2 separate regions of the Mus musculus genome follow, and region 1 is linked to region 2. Evidence: chromatin loops called from intact Hi-C (ENCODE). Cell type or tissue: left cerebral cortex. All regions are shown on one strand. Links, peaks and the distances in the headings refer to the core of each region. The heading gives the core; the rest is flanking DNA.

Region 1 (7,838 bases), core at 1,393-6,392, 56 kb after region 2:
ACTAGGAAAAAGAGTGGGCCCTGGGGGAAATCTTCTACCCAAGGGACCCCCCTCTAGTTATAACCTAATTCGCTGTGCGTATGTGGATCATGTGGGTGGAATCTATTCTTCTGAGGAGTTAGGTTAGATTGTTTTCAAATGTGTGGAGACTCTAAGAAATGGAAGTTGCTGTATTTTCCCACCATGTTTTGTGGTTCAAATTTAAGGTTTTGAGACAGACCTGTTGCCGTAAGGTAGGATCTGTTTCCTTTTTGTTCCCTATTAGGGTTGTACACAAAAGCTCTGCAACTCTGGAATTAAGGTTCGTGTTTTGTTAAAAATAGCTCTAAGGTGGTGGAACAGGAAACTGGAAGCCAGTTGTCACTGACTTTTCTACAGCCATTCTGATCTTCCTGTTAGGATCATTCAAGGAATTTATATCTCTATTTGCATGTGGTAGAATGCAAATAAACCATAGGAAAACCTCAGCAAGTTAGTGTTAAAAAGTGGCAAGGCAAAAAAGTTATTATATGCAAGGAGAAAAAAATGAATGCAACATGATAAACTAAAATGAATGTTGAAATATAAGAAATGAGAAAAAGGAAGAAAAAAGGAAAAAAAAAAGAAATATAAGAAATGGCTGTAAACACCATCTGAAACGGTTTCCTGAACAAGTTAGACCAAACACCATTTTTCATGATTTATAGAGGTTTAATTATCTTAAACTGAACATAATTCTGTGGTCAGAAAGCTAAGAAAAACCCCTTCCATATGCCGTTGGCATATTTGTACCTGTAGCATGGTGTGCTGCACAATTTGCTGAACTTCAAGAAAAGCTGCACAGGCAGCTTCCTGTAAGGGTAGGCTAGGGTACAGCTAGAGCCTATTTAGCAGGCATTCAGCCCCAGGTTCTCCCCCACCAAACAACAGCCACCAAACAAATCCTCCCGGGTAGAAGCTAGTTAAGATAATGAGATGATCTAGGGAACTGGGCTTCTTGGTACTTTGCCTGAAGAGCAACTAAAATGACAATGTCTGCTGCAGTGTAGAGAAGAGAATGCTATGGCTGAACAGCACCCCAAAAATTCATACACTGGAACTCAGTTTCTGCTTCCTCAGAATGCAAATAGACCTGGGGCCTTAAAAGAGACAACTATTTTGAAACGCAGCCATTAGTGTGGGCCTCAATCCAATCAGACTGGTTATCTTTTAAGAGGTTTGACTGGGTGTGGTGGCACATGCCTCTAATCTCAGCATTTGGAAGGAAGACACTTCTGTAGAGTACTGTCTGAGCCAAATAATGAGGTGAGGGCTGGCCTGCTGGTTTCCTATGAAGACCTGTCTCTCAGTGAAACACCAGAAGGGATTTGGACAGATCTAGAGACAAACGCTTATAGAGAGATGCCATGTGAGTACAGGGCAAACCAAGGAGACAGGCCAGAGAAACCAAACCTGTCCACACCTTGATCTTTGGCTTTAGCTTCCGGAACTTGATGAAAACTAGTGACTAGCATTTTGTTGTGGACTAATGCAGACAGAACAGATGTGATCCAATAATAACTTGCAATTAAAAGGTTGTACCTCCAAGATTCAGGTTACTTAAAGTCTATAAACTATCAACCTCAGAATCTCCTATTAACAATTTTTGTTTCTTTGGTTGACTGGTTAGATTTCTGAGACAGGGTCTCTCTCTACATAGCCTCAGCTGCCTTGAAGCTCACTACATAGTCCAAATTTGCCTCAGACTCACTCAGAGCCACCTGTCTCTGCCTCGGAGTACTAAGATCAAAGGTGTGCTCCACCATGCCTAGCATTCCTTTAATACTCTGAAAAAAATGCAGGCCCCCAAGATCTCCTGTTATACTATTCTTTTATGTATCTGGGTTCTTACTGTGGTAAAATGTCACAAATGATGCTTTTGAAACCGAAATCTTGAGCTCCACTGCTTGGCTAGCAAGTGCTAATTCTCTTAAGTTAGTGTATCTAGTGTTCAGGCAGATGTTCTACCATCTAGTAAGCAGATATAAGTCTCGATGCTTGTTATCAGTGTCAGTGGGTACCACAGCATGTGGAGAAGCTGAGTGAGATGAGAACAGGTGGAATCCTTGAAGAAATTGATGTTTGATTCTGGAAATATGTCTTTTGACTATCTTCCTTAAGAATATAATGACACAACTTGAATGGTCATCTTATTACACTTCTCTCCTTAGGTTTATTTGAAGTTCTTGGTGCCTAAAATGAAAGGAAGAATGGCCAATGAATGGGTGTATCTGACTTTTCTTTTGCTACTCATCAGTTGAGCCTCTATGGACAGTTCCTTGACAAGGCCAATTGCCTTTAATTCTTTTTAGGTGTGCTTTGTCACAGGTTGGGATGGGCCTTGAAAATACACATGAGCTACATCCCTAGCATGCCCTGTACAGTAAAATATGTTTGTGAACAGGTAAAGGATAATAATAGCTATAAAGGCTAACATACATGGAAATTATTTATATATCTATATCAATATCATACAGGTTCTGTGTAGAATAGGAATTAAAAAAATATTTTCACATGGCAAAAGGCAACTTGCCTGTCATTCCTGGATCAAAGTTGGAGGAAAGAGAGGGACAGTTTTATCAAAGCATGAACATTTTTTTGGTTTGATTTTTTTTTTTTTTTTTTGACAAGGTCTAGTAGCCTAGGCTGGCCCAGGACTCCTGGCACTCCTGCCTTAGCCTCTCTGGTGCTGGGATTATCTATGAGAACCACCACACTGGGCTTTGACATTTTCACAATAAGTGATACTCCTTCAAATATGGCAGTTCCCTAGAGACACGTGAAAACTGCCATCCTAGCTGGGCATTGTGGCTCAAACCTATGACCCCAACTTTGGGGAGAATGAGGCAGGATGTTTTCTACATGTTGAAGGCCAGCCTGAGCTATGTTATAAATTACAGATCAGCCTGGACTACATAGAAAGTAAGGCCTGGTTTTAAAAGAAGGAGAAAACAAACTGCTGCTCTAGTCACAAAGCTTTACCTATTCATAGACAGGATCTCTAACTCATTCTTTATCCTAAGCTAGCCTGAAGCTCACATCAATCCTCCTGCCTCAGCTTCTCAAGTGCTGAGATTAGGAGCATCAGCTACCACACCCAACAAGAGATACTGGGTCTGAAAGGACCCTTGGTTTTGGTGGTTTGGTTTTGTCTTAGGTATGCTGTCTGTATTCCTTATGGTGTTCAGCCTTTGAACCCAAATTCAGCTAATGTCCTAGTAGTGATCAGGGCTGGCTAGGAGTTCTTAAGGCCATTGTATTCAGTATCAAGCATGTGGCTAATTGTTTTTTCTTCATTAATTCAGTTCTATTTCTGTGCAGACCACTGGATTCTCACTGATCTGCCCCCACCGTGTGTGTGTGTGTGTGTGTGTGTGTGTGTGTGTGTGTGTGTGTGTGTAGCGGGATTGAAAATGTTGTCATTCAGGTTTCAGGTGCTTTCCAGAAACAAGAACTCTGGCACTTAAAACAATTGATTTAAAACACTAGACCGTAATGCCTTGGGGAGGTTCAGAAGAAAAGCTCTGAGCCCAAGCGAGTTTCTTTAGGAATGAAAAGGAGAAAGCGTGCCAGCCTGGGGCGGCCAAAGGAGCCGCAACAATGCAGCGCAGCGGCCCTTTTGGCTGAAAGGGGTCCAGGAGGGCCCGAAAGGTCCGCGCGCGCTGGCAGAGCTGGCCTTCTTCCTAGACCTTTCCGAGCAGCGTTCTGCCCCGCCCGACTCGGAGCTCGGCGACGTCCGGGGCCTAGGCCGGGCGGCCCGGGGCGCCCTCGACCGCGCACTAGGGGGTCCGTGGGGCGGGCCGCGCCGCGCCTTCGTTAGAGGGCGCTCAGGGGCGCCGCCGCTTCCTCCCGCCAACCCGCCCCGCCGGCCGGGGCGCACGCAGCCACCGGGCCCTGGGGAGCGAGCGAGTCTCCACGCCGCCCGGGACCTGGAGCCGGGAGGGCCGCGCCGCCGCTGCCGCCGCCGCCGCCTCCTTCCGCCGGCCATGCATTCTTCCGGCTCCCGCAGCCCGGGCTGGGTCCCGGCCTGCCCAAGGTAAACCTGGGGCGCGGCGGGCCGGGCCCGGGAGGCGCTGGGGGCGGGGAAGGGTGCCGTTGGTCGCGTGGCCTGTGGAGGAGGCGGCGGCGGCCCGAGGGCCGAGGGCGCGGTAGGCCCGGGGAGGAGGCGGAGGCGGGGGCGCGGGGCATCGCCCGCCTCCCCGGGACCCGCCCCGGTGACAGGTCCGGCCTCTGAGTCCCCACCGCGCCTCTGTCCGCAGGCAGCCGCGAGGGGACTAGGGCGCCCGCGCGCCCGCTCGCGCCGCGCCTCGGGCCGCCTGGGCCGCCGCAGCCGCGTCCATGACCGCGACCCCCGGGCCAGGGACTCCCGCCGCCGCCGCCGCCGCCGGCCCTCGGCCCTGTCGCCGCTCGCCGCTCGCGCCCACTGAGGTGAGCCCGCCGAGGAGGATACCTGGCCGAGGGGAGCCCTCTGTGGAGAGCCCGCTGAGGGGACCCGGCGGAGGAGAGCCCGCCGCGGCGACCCGGAGGCCGTCCGGCTCCTCACCTGAGGAAACCGCTGCCCGAGCCTCCTCAGCCGGGCGTCGCGGGCTCCACGGGCTCCGCATCCCTCGCCCCTCGGCTTCACCTTCTGGTCCCGCTCCCCTCCCCCTCCCCGCCGGCTTCCTCTCATCTTCCTCCTTCTCCTCCTCCTCCTTCCTGGGCCCCTCTCCTTTCCTTTCCCCTTCAGTGGCGAGGAAAAGCAAGCACCCCGCTCTTGCGGACGAGCCCTTGGGGGAGCCCCGGTAAAGGCATGGCCGGGCGTTTCAGGACCGGCGTGGCGGGACCTCCGGCCGGCGGGTCCTGGTCCGGGTCCAGGTCCGGGGCAGCGTGCGGAGACCGAGGGTCGCAGTGCGGGGCCGCCACCGGCTAGCGGGACGGTCTAGCGTTGGTTAACTGTGTTCCGCCGTGGCCCGTGCCCCGCAGAACGGCTCTCTTGACCTTGTGCGGCTCCTCCCTCCTCACTGTCCCCCTCTGGAATTTGCCCTCGAGATCGCCAGGCGGGCGAGCGAGCGAGCGAGCGAGCGCTGCATCTGGAGAGCGTAGACCCTCGCGTTTTCTTGTATTTTTGTGCTGGAGATTTCTGTGCTGCTGCCGCCGACTGCACCCATTTTTCCTTTTGAAATGATTTTTTCCTTTCATCCCCAGAAAGACAGGACCGACGCCAATGTAAGAATGGCCGTGACCGTGGAAGAAGCTCCGTGGCTGGGCTGGATTGTAGCGAAAGCCCTGATGAGATTTGCCTTCATGGTCGCCAACAACCTGGTCGCTATTCCATCCTACATCTGCTATGTAATTATACTGCAGCCACTCCGAGTGCTGGACAGTAAGCGCTTCTGGTATATCGAAGGACTCATGTACAAATGGCTTTTAGGAATGGTGGCTTCCTGGGGCTGGTATGCTGGATACACAGGTAAGAGGGAGAGCACTTTAATGCCCAGGAACCAATTTGCAATGCTATGCATAAGTCAGGAGCCATGATTGAATCTATGTTGTGCTTTGAGTTGAGAATGCCTTGGCTATTAGGAACAAATAGTCTTGTTGGATTTCTCATCAAAACCTCAGCCAGGAAGCCTAATGTTTTCAGAAGTATAGTTTTATAATTAAATATTATTGATAGATGCCTTAAGTAGTGTATTTTTTATTCAGTTGACATTGACTCATTAAAGTTGGTCCTTAAAAAGCTATCACAGAGGAATAGGAATGCACTACATAGGACTTGAGGGCTTCCGTAGTGAAGATGTAAGTAAGATACTTAGCCCATACGCATTGGACATAAGAAGAGCCACAGAGACATATATATTTCTGCTCAGATAGTTTAATAAGTTTTTCTCATGTAATGTAATACTGCACTGTGTAATGTTTTAAGCTAAGTGTTCCCCATGTCTATTATGTTTCTTTTGTTTTCTAGAATTTATATTTTATCTCATAAATCTATTATTAAAATTTTTAAAATATGCTAATTTCCCTGAGTGTCTTTAAGTGGATTTCTCTCTTTGCTTTTAAACTTCGTTTTGGGGAGAAGGGGTAATGCTGTGCTGAAGTGGACTTTAATAGCACGACATGAGACGAGGCATGCGTTTTCTATACGTAAACTTCACATATTTTGAGAACTTCCATTTCTGCCTAAATGCAGTATCCTTTATTTTCTTTCATTGATCATTTCTTCTTTAGGATTAGAATAATGCAGAAAGGGTGAGGCTTCTAGCACTTGTGAGATGTGGAAACTTTTATTATGGAAACAAAACTGGTGGGCAGATTCCTCAGCAGCTATGCTGCAGTTCACAGCTAGCGAGAGTGGAGGGTAGTGTTTAAGGATCAGACAGCAAAAATGCTTCTCCATTTTTAGCATCTGTCTCCCTCTTGCCTGCACTGCCTGCATCTGCAGATTTTATCCATACACCAGAAAGGGATTGACAGCACAGGGCCTGGCAGCCTCCTGCTGTGTGAGAGAATGTGTCTGTGGCCCCAGATGAAGGGTTTTTCCTTCCCTCGTTACTGTCTGGTACTCTGTAAGGCCCTGGCCTGGTACCTGCATTGCTTCTTGGCAATGAGCTGTTGAGATGCCGATATCTTTGTGGATACTATGGGTAAGCAAGCTCCTTGTCCTTTTCAGTGCCTGGTAGCAATACTAATGATAGAGAGAAAATGACATTCCTGCCCGTCGTGCTGAATCTCATCTTAATTGCCTTGCTTGCTTGATGTCATTGGCTTTCCCAAGTATTCTATGTAATAGCTGGTAGCTCAGTATACTTATGTTTGCTTGTTTAAAATGAGCTTTTAGGCTTTCAAAAGCAGCTTGTATTTTTTCTACTTAAAAGCAATGAAATAACTGAAACATCTGTATCTATGTGTGGTACATACTTATGCGGACCAGCCTGATGGAGTGAGTGTTGACCTTGAGATGATGAGAGATGAGCGCTGCTGCCTGAAGGCTGTCACCTGTGGCTAGGACTCCCTGTAGTTGTCCTTTTCTTAGTTTTCTTTTTTTTGGTGGTGGTGGGTGTTACTTGTTTTGCTCTTCTTGAGACAAGATTTTGTTTCTATGTCCTTGACCATCCCCAAACATGTCACCCACACTGGCATTAAACTGGGCTGCTTCTCAAGTGCTGGGAAAACGGCTCACCTCCTGTGTGTTTTTTAACAAAAGCTTCCTGAGGTGTCTTCTTCCTTACTAACTACCTATCTTTCAGTGGTCATGGTGTGACCTCTGTGCTTTAGTCTCTTCCAAACATTTGCTCTTCTTTAGGCTGCTGCATGCTGACAATTTGATCAGTTTTTCATCAGATTTTAGTTTCTAGTGAGCAGAACACTTGCTTTTGGAGAGTCTGGTCACAGCCTGATCATAACAGAACTGTTAAGAAGTCAAACAAAGTAGGAATTCGGTCTGATGGAAGCCTGAGCAGGGTTTAGAGATGACACCTGCATAGGCGTTAGTGAGCTCCTTTCTTTGCATTATGTATCCCGTTCCTTCTCTTCCAACCAAGAGGACAGTAGGCACGTTGTTTTTCTTTCACAGATGAAAAATTGAACATTGTCAAAGGAATTGTCAGGTCCGCTCAGTAGCTTGGTGTTAAAACACTTGCCTAACATCCACAAATTTCTGGCTCTAAAAACCAACCAACAGGGCTCCTTGTTAGTGTACAGGAAGATTTATTGAAAATCTGTAAAGAGGCAAGCATAGAAATGAATCAGTCCTTCACACACATATGGTTCTTGCCCCATAAGCCCATTACCCTGTCTTTGTTTGCTTAGACCCTTTTGTTAGTGCGCCTGCTCACTGA
Region 2 (7,838 bases), core at 1,915-6,914:
TCCAGGCATTCTAAAACCATGCAAATTGAGATTTGTTTGCATAGAAGCAGGCAGATTAGTGGATTTCTTTATCTGATGAGGCAAATGGGGCACAAATAGCGTCAAGTGATTTAGTTATGATCACACAACAGGCAAATGATCGCTTGAGACATCTAATTCGGATCTCCAGATTTCAGGTCCAGCTCTCTTTTGTGAAGGTCACTACATACAAGGGGCTGCTTGCCCATGGTTGACTTTCTCTTATGCCTGCCCTCTGGCACCAGCCAGATGAGGGTCCAGCCTTCTCTTCCTCTTCTGTCTTACTAGATGGACTATGCGTTTAAAAGAAAGGGAAGCAAGCAAACAAACAGACTCAGTACACTCAGTACAAATCCTTGCCCAGGTCTTACCTTCTCCCTTTATCATGGAGTATTACGGTTCCCACTGCAGAGTCATTCCAGGGCAACATGCAACATGCTGAGGGGTGTGTGGAAGAGTATACTCTGTTACAAACCATTCTCTGTGTCACTGGTGCAAAGAAAACCTCTATGGATCAGATCACTGCCTTGAAATCTGCGAGGCCTCCAACCTGGCTGAAGGTGATCCCTGCAGGTCTTATTATATAGGGAAGTGTCTTAGGGTTTTACTGCTGTGAACAGACACTATGACTAAGGCAACTCTTATAATAAGGACACCATTTAATTGGGGCTGACTTACAGGCTCAGAGGTTCAGTCCATTATCATCAAGGTGAGAACATGGCAGCATCCAGGCAGGCATGATGCAGGAGGAGCTGAGAATTCTGCATCTTTATCTAAAGGCTGCTAGCAGAATACTGGCTTTCAGGCAGCTGGGATGAGGGTCTTAAGGCCCACAACTATCATGACACACCTACTCCAACGGGTCCAGGGTATTTCTAATAGTACCACTCCCTGGGCAGAGCAGATACAAATCAGCACAGGATGCTAACCTTGCCAAGACGTAGGAATGAAAATCTGGTGAGACTGACTTCATCAACCTGGATTAGACTTTAAGGAGTATAATATCAGGTGGTTTATTTCCAATATATTTAAGCCCAGTGTAGTTTTAAAAAAAAAAGTTTCCTGGTGTAATACAATCCCAGGTGCACAAAGACATGTAATTACATTGAAACTCAAATCAGGTTAGTGTCATCTCTTCCAAGAAGATGAGTTCTAGAGATAAGCTAACTGTACTAGCTTAAGGGCCTAAGGATCTGGCCTGGTCTCCATCATACAGATAACATAGTCATTTGGGCTACTATCCACCTCTAGTCCTGACTGTGAGAGTTTAGGGGAGTCTCTGGCTATAAGGGTATTTATACTAAGCCATCTCTGGTCCTGGTTGTAGGACCATGCTATGGCCTGGCCCAACAGATAACACAGATCACCAAGCTATTACTCCAATTCCCAGCTTTCTGGATGGAAGAACAAGTTTTTCATCTTTTCCATTGGAAAGATGTGCCAGAGAGGCTAGAATGGGAACAGTGTCATTAGGTGGCTGCTATTAGTAAGTATTTCAGGTAATTGTGTGTTTATCATTCCTGGTTTCTCTGGAGATCTGTGGGTGCAAGGACCTTGCTGCTCTGCTCCCAACATGTGACTCTAGCCACACCTGGGCTAAATGATTCTGCTCCTGCTCAAGCCCCGCCTCTCTGGACTCCAGCCTCCAGGGATGGAACATCTGGCTTGGGAAGGAAAGTTGCCTGCAGAGACTGGATACTGTGAAAACAGCAGAAGAGAGTGGTGGTTGCGGGGAGAGGAGGAAAGAGAGCCAGCCAGTGCTCCGCAGGACACCTTTTGGATGAAACCCTGCCAGCATTAGTAGGGAAGGAAGGGAGAGCCAGCCTGTGCTCCGAGGGATGCCCTCTGGGTGGAACTCTTCCAGCACTAGTAGGGAGGGTCTAATGATGACTTCTCCGGGTTCCCTTTCTGTCTCCTCTACTGTAGCTCTCTGACTTCCTTGTGAGTCCATTTCAGAACCAAAAAGTGTGATCTCTCCTTTCCCTAAGGGAGTTACCAAGTGGGGTCCTTACATCCCCGCTTGGGTTGGAGTTTCCCAACAGTCTCATTAAGTGACTCTGAGTGTGCCTGGGACAGACACTCAAGGGAGGAGGTGGAAGCCACTGACAACAGTGGGACTGGGAGCTGTCGAAAGGAGGGAGGAACAGTCAGTCTGCTGTTGACTTGGGTCCCAAGCATACAGCCTTGCACTGACATCTCACCCACTGAAAGACAGCAGTGTTCTGCGTGCCAAGCTTACCTCCACACTCACATATCTATGTTTGTGACAGCATTTAGACAGCCTTTCCTTTGAGGGGATTTCCTTTCCCCATCTAAATTACTTCAGTGCAACAGCCAATCATGGAACCCTTCTCACCTCACAGTGGTGGGCATGCAACCCAGAAACAGCCAATCAGATCCTTCTCCTTGCCTTGTATATATGGATGCAGGGAAAGAGAAAAACCTTTCCACTAGAGATGGCTAAATAGAAGTTAAGCTATTTGCAAGTATTGCCACCCTTGTATAGAAGAGTGTCCATCCATCCACCCATCCATCCACCCATCCACCCTTCTGTCTGTACCTTTACTTATCGTCTGGATTTTCATAATGTTTACATATGGCTAGAAATACGGCTGTGAGCCAGTTTGTGTGTGGAGTGTATGAGAAAGTGTGTTTAAGTTGTTACTGTCCTCCTGGCAATCCTGTGAGGCAGCTGAGGCGCAGACTACAGGCAGCACAGAGGAGCAAGGGTTTATAGCAGACTCATCTGAACCTCAAGTTCTGCAGCAAGTCTGTCTTCCAATCTGTCTCTCCAAAGATGGGTAACGCAGACCCTGCTCACATAAGCACAGCTTGTAAGGAAAGCGGGAACTTTGTGGTATAAAGGTGACACAATGCTGTCACAGACACACGTAAATTCGTCAGGCTCCTCCAGGGAGAATAATTTTATACCTAATTGTACCTTAGTCATCCCAGCCCAATTTGTGGGATTCCTTTTTCCTTGGATGCCAAAGGAAACCTCAAAGTATTAAAGTCCCCCAAAGGTACTCCAGGCTGTTAGGAACACTGGCCATTGCCTAACAAGCAACTTTCACAACTTTCACCACAATAGTTGTATCCTGTAGCCCCTCCTACAGAGCCTGACTTGGTCTGGTCATATTTGCAGTTGCCCTGGAACCTCTTGAGCAAGACCCTCCCACACACATAGCAGGGGGTTCTTTTCAGACCCTGACTAGGCACAAACCACACCCAAACACCTGTTTTCTGAGAGATCCTTTATTTAAAGTGGGGAAGAAGAGAAAGTGGCCGTTGTGTCAGCCACTCTGGCAGAAAAACCGCAGCAAATGACCTTGCAGGCGTAATTTATAGGAAGAGGCTGGGTTAGGAGGCGGCGGCATATCTTGATTGGGTATGATAATTAGGTGAACAAATGGGACATTTGATTGCTGGACTTCAATACTTTTTGATAGCTGGACCTTGGTAGTCAGTCTCAGGAGGGGGAAGTAGCCAAATAAAGGACTAGACCTTGGTGGTTGGCTTTAGGAATGTAATCTAACAGTTTTTAGCAAGGCAGAGGGAATCGGGGAGAAGGGCAAGGCCTTCCAGAGCTATGCTTGCAAAGCCCAGGCTGGCTAGAGTCCCTTCGCCTTTTCTCCCAAGAATAATTATAAGAATAACTGGCCTTAATTCTCAATCTCTGCTCATTAGATCCTAATGCTTCCTGCTACAGCCGCAGTGAACCCACAGCTGAGCAGGAGCTGGAAAAAAAAAAACTAAATATGTATTTTTATTACCCAAACATCTGCTGAGAGAAATTAATTTGCACATGTCACTGGCAAGCCATTTGCAAGGAGCATGACACAGTCTGTTGTTTAAGCTTGGTTTTCAATCTTTTCTTTTCCTTACTCTTAACACTGCTTTCAAATTGGGCAAAGTAGCAGAGTGGGCCCACCCTTCCCTTTCTCATGCACAAGTGGACAAATTACTGAAGGTCACTACGGAGGGAACTGTACAAAGGGTATTTGGAAAGATTAGGTGTATGTGTGCCTTAGCCATCAAGGCATACTGACCATGATCCTGCTGCAATGCATTCTTGTCTATAGGTACAATGTCAAGAAAGTTGCAAAGCTGGGTGTGATGGCTCACACCTTTAATCCCAGCACTCGAAAGCAGAGCAGGCTGACCAGCCTGGTCTAAAGAGCTAGCTCCAGGTCAGCCAGGGCTACACAGAGAAACTCTGTCTGCAAAACCCAAAACAGTGAATAAATCAAAACAAGAAAGTTTCGTGTCAGTAACGAAGCAGCTGAACACACATCCCTCGTCACAGAGCTCAGCTACCTTGCAACAGCAGAGCTAAATTAGCAGTGAATCATATCTGGAAGCAAGAGCGGCAGCAGCTGGAAACTGACTCACTTATGACACGCTGCTAGGGAAACGCCCACCCAGATGACTCGGGGCCCAGTGGCACTGCTGTTGGGCCGCTGTCAACCTTCCTGGTGGAATACTCAAACCAGAATTCTCAAAATTTGGTTCCACCTTAGCCTTGCTTATGAACTTCACCTAGCAAGTTGTCATTAACTAGGTTTTAGAGGTACATAAAGGTGAAGATATTATAGTCTGTGCTCACGTGTTTACTGTTTAAGTGGTGGGGCTTTAGGAGGGGACTGGACTGTGGGAGCTCTGATGTCATTCATGGGTTAATCTAGTGGTGGGTTCATAGTGTGGTGGGCTCTTATGAGGCAGGACCTAGTTTACTGAAGTGTGGGGGCCTGGGGGGGGAGCACCCTGTCCTGTACACTTACCACAGACCCAGAGCCAATGGAGCTACACAACCATAGACTGTAACTTGTGAAATTGTGAGCCAAAACAAATCTTTCCTCCATTAAGCTGGTTTGCTCTTGGGTCTTTTGTCACAGTGCAGACTGGCATACAGGGCATATAGCTTGCAAATAGTTTAGTTCAAAGATTGTAGGAAAGACTTGCTTTTTCCTGACTCAGTTTCTAAGTCAAACAGGCCTGAGGTAGAAGGTGCTGGAATGTAGCTAACTCATTCTCAGGAAAGTAAGACGAGATTCTACGCCTGAGAGGCAGCCATGGCTGTCACCTGCCGTCCCCTCTGGGAGTTATCCCAGGACCTCAGCACTAAGTAAACATTCCAGCCTGACAAGTTGACTGCAAAGGTTAATGTGTCTCGGAAGGTTTTCATACTTGCTGATTTTTGAAAAAAATCAAGCATCCCAGAGCAATGGAGACTGAGATCGGCAATTCACAAAAGATTTGAGCTATTTTAGTTGTGGCTTAAAAATTAACAACACCAAAAAAAAGTTAGGGAGTAGCCTGGCAGAAAACCTGCGATGCTGGCCTCCAAAGGGCACCGTGCCTGGATATTTCTACCTTAGAAAACAACACTTTCCCATGGTATAACACTTCAACTCGAGAAACACATTTGCATGCATTACCAAGTCTCCAGAGAGCAGCTGCAATTTCTGAGGTGACCTGAGGTAATTCACAACTCCTCGACCTCTTTTCCTTCTTCCTCTAACCCTCTCCTCCTATCTCCTTGGGTTTGTATCCCTCCTAATGTATTTTCTTTCTCTCCTGTTGATTTTGCTTTTCTTAGTTTCTGCTATATAGTTCTCTTAGCTTCTGTTCAGCCTCCGAACAAGCCATAGATCTTTGCGGGGTTAGCCAGAGTTCAGATCCTGATCTAATCCAAAGAGGACTTTTGGAGTCTGTTCTATAATATCAAAATATTTATCTTTCCTAGTGAGTTTCCTTTGTTTCTAGATAGATTCTCAAATAGTGAGTGGGTTGTGTACTGGAAGCCACGGTGTGTGGGGGAGGTCATCTACCTGTCTCGCCTCGATGAGCCAGCCAACACAAGCTGCAAGATCTAAAGTTCAAGGTGCCTTATGGAGTTGCCTTATGGAGGTGTCGTATGGGCTTCTTTGTGCTATATCTCTCCAGATTTACATTGGGAATTCTGACTACCTTAGAATAGGATTTCATGGACTGGAGAGATGGCTCAGTGGTTAAGAGCACTGACTGCTCTTGCGAAGGTCCTGAGTTCAAATCCCAGCAACCACACATGGTGGCTCACAACCATCCATAATAAGATCTGACACCCTTTTCTGGGGTGTCTGAAGACAGCTACAGTGTATTTACATATAATAACTAAATCTTTAAAAAAAAATAGGACTTCATTTGGAACATGACCAACAAGGCAAACAGTTGCACAATATTAGAATGAAATTGAAAATGAAGTCACACAAGCAAGCCCCAACATAAATGAAAGGTATCTTCTATAAAGTGGGGAGATTAAGGACCAACCACACACAGAGGGAAGACTGAGCCCGTGAGAACGCAGTGAGAGAACGGCCACCTAACAGCCAAGGAGGGCGGCATGGAGCGCACTGTTTACCTCACAGCCCTCAGAAGGATTCTTTTTTATTATTATTAGATATTTTCTTCATTTACAGTTCAAATGCTATCACAAAAGTCCCCTATACCCTCCCCCCACCCTGCTCCCCTACCCACTCACTCCCACTTCTTGGCCCTGGCGTTCCCCTGTACTGAGGCAGATAAAGTTTGCACGACCAATGGGCCTCTCTTTCCACTGATGGCTGACTATGCTATCTTCTGCTACATATGCAGCTAGAGACACGAGCTCTGGGGTTACTGGTTAGTTCATATTGTTGTTCCACCTATAGGGTTGCAGACATCTTCAGCTCTTGGGTACTTTCTTGAGCTCCTACATCCTCAGAAGGATTCTGTCTGCATTCTGATCCCTGAGTTCTGGCCTTCAAACCCATGAGAAAATGTAACTCTACTCTTATGCTACCCAGTTTGTGGTACAGCACACTCTCCCTGGACAGTCGGAAAACGGAGCAGCAGGCACAGAGACTCAGTTCCCCCCACCCCCACCCCCACCCCCACCTTGTCACAGGATTATTTTAAGTCTCAAACGGTCTAAGAGAAACAACAAGCTTCAGAAATGAAGCATGGCCGGGCGTGGCGGCGCACGCCTTTAATCCCAGCACTCGGGAGGCAGAGGCAGGCAGATTTCTGAGTTCGAGGCCAGCCTGGTCTACAAAGTGAGCTCCAGGACAGCCAGGGCTACACAGAGAAACCCTGTCTCAAAAAAACCAAAAAAAAAAAAAAAAAAAAAAAAAAAAAAAAATGAAGCCGTAATGAAGATGAAAGAGATCGGATTGTTTTGAGAAAGCTTGGTTTATGGTGTATAGTAAGACAAGGGGAAGGGAAGGTGCCAGGACTCTAAAGAAAGGCGGACAAGCTGCAGAGATTGCATTCAGCAAAGACTTATGCATAGAAGTACAAATAGCGGGATCCTCACATCTCAAAGAAAGAAGAGACTTACATGCTAAGCTGGACAAAGGTGGACTGTGGCCAATTGGAATGTTCTTCAGCTTTCCTGGGACAGTATGTAGCATGAAATACTGGGTTGATGACTGTGTTTATCCTACAGTGTTTGGAATATATGCCAGGGTCACCTGATGCCAAAAATAGCAACAATGGCTGGCAAGATGATTTAGTGGGTGAAGGCTTTTGCCACCAAACCTAACAATACATTGCTGTGGAAGGAATGATAAACTCTACTTAACCTGTAGAAAAGACGCACAATCCAGGCATTTTATTCACAAGCCGTAAGACTAGATTGGGCAGGTTTGGAGGGATTCTAACTTATTTCCCAGACATATGTCTCTTGTTTCTTTCTTTCTTTTTTTTCAAAATTTACTTATTTATTTATGTTATGTGAATACACTGCCACTGTCTTCAAGGGCATTGGATCTCATGACAGATGGTTGTGAGCCACCATATGG

The links. A loop is a pair of places that touch in the nucleus more often than their neighbours do. Peaks named below come from ENCODE experiments on the same cell type or tissue, not always from the same donor. Only the 100,000 strongest peaks of a DNase experiment are listed, where the experiment ranks them.
Region 1: it touches region 2 in a loop (2.1-fold over the local background); 3 of 42 quality-filtered maps call a loop at or near these places.

What each region holds. Positions count from the first base shown.
Region 1 is chr1:191,714,152-191,721,989 of GRCm38, forward strand. It overlaps Lpgat1 (lysophosphatidylglycerol acyltransferase 1), which reads left to right and starts at 3,873. Exons shown (of 8, transcript NM_172266.3): 1 at 3,873-4,054; 2 at 5,203-5,467. The coding sequence starts at 5,230. In left cerebral cortex, for the core only: CTCF peaks have their summits at 3,830 and 6,380; DNase peaks (open chromatin) are centred at 3,784, 4,085, 4,725 and 5,266; H3K4me3 peaks cover 2,971 bases; H3K27ac peaks cover 3,305 bases.
Region 2 is chr1:191,657,993-191,665,830 of GRCm38, forward strand. No RefSeq gene overlaps it. Among named protein-coding and RNA genes, the nearest start is that of Gm39741, 13 kb to the left of the region's middle. In left cerebral cortex, for the core only: no CTCF peak of the experiment used is centred there; a DNase peak (open chromatin) is centred at 4,388; H3K27ac peaks cover 196 bases.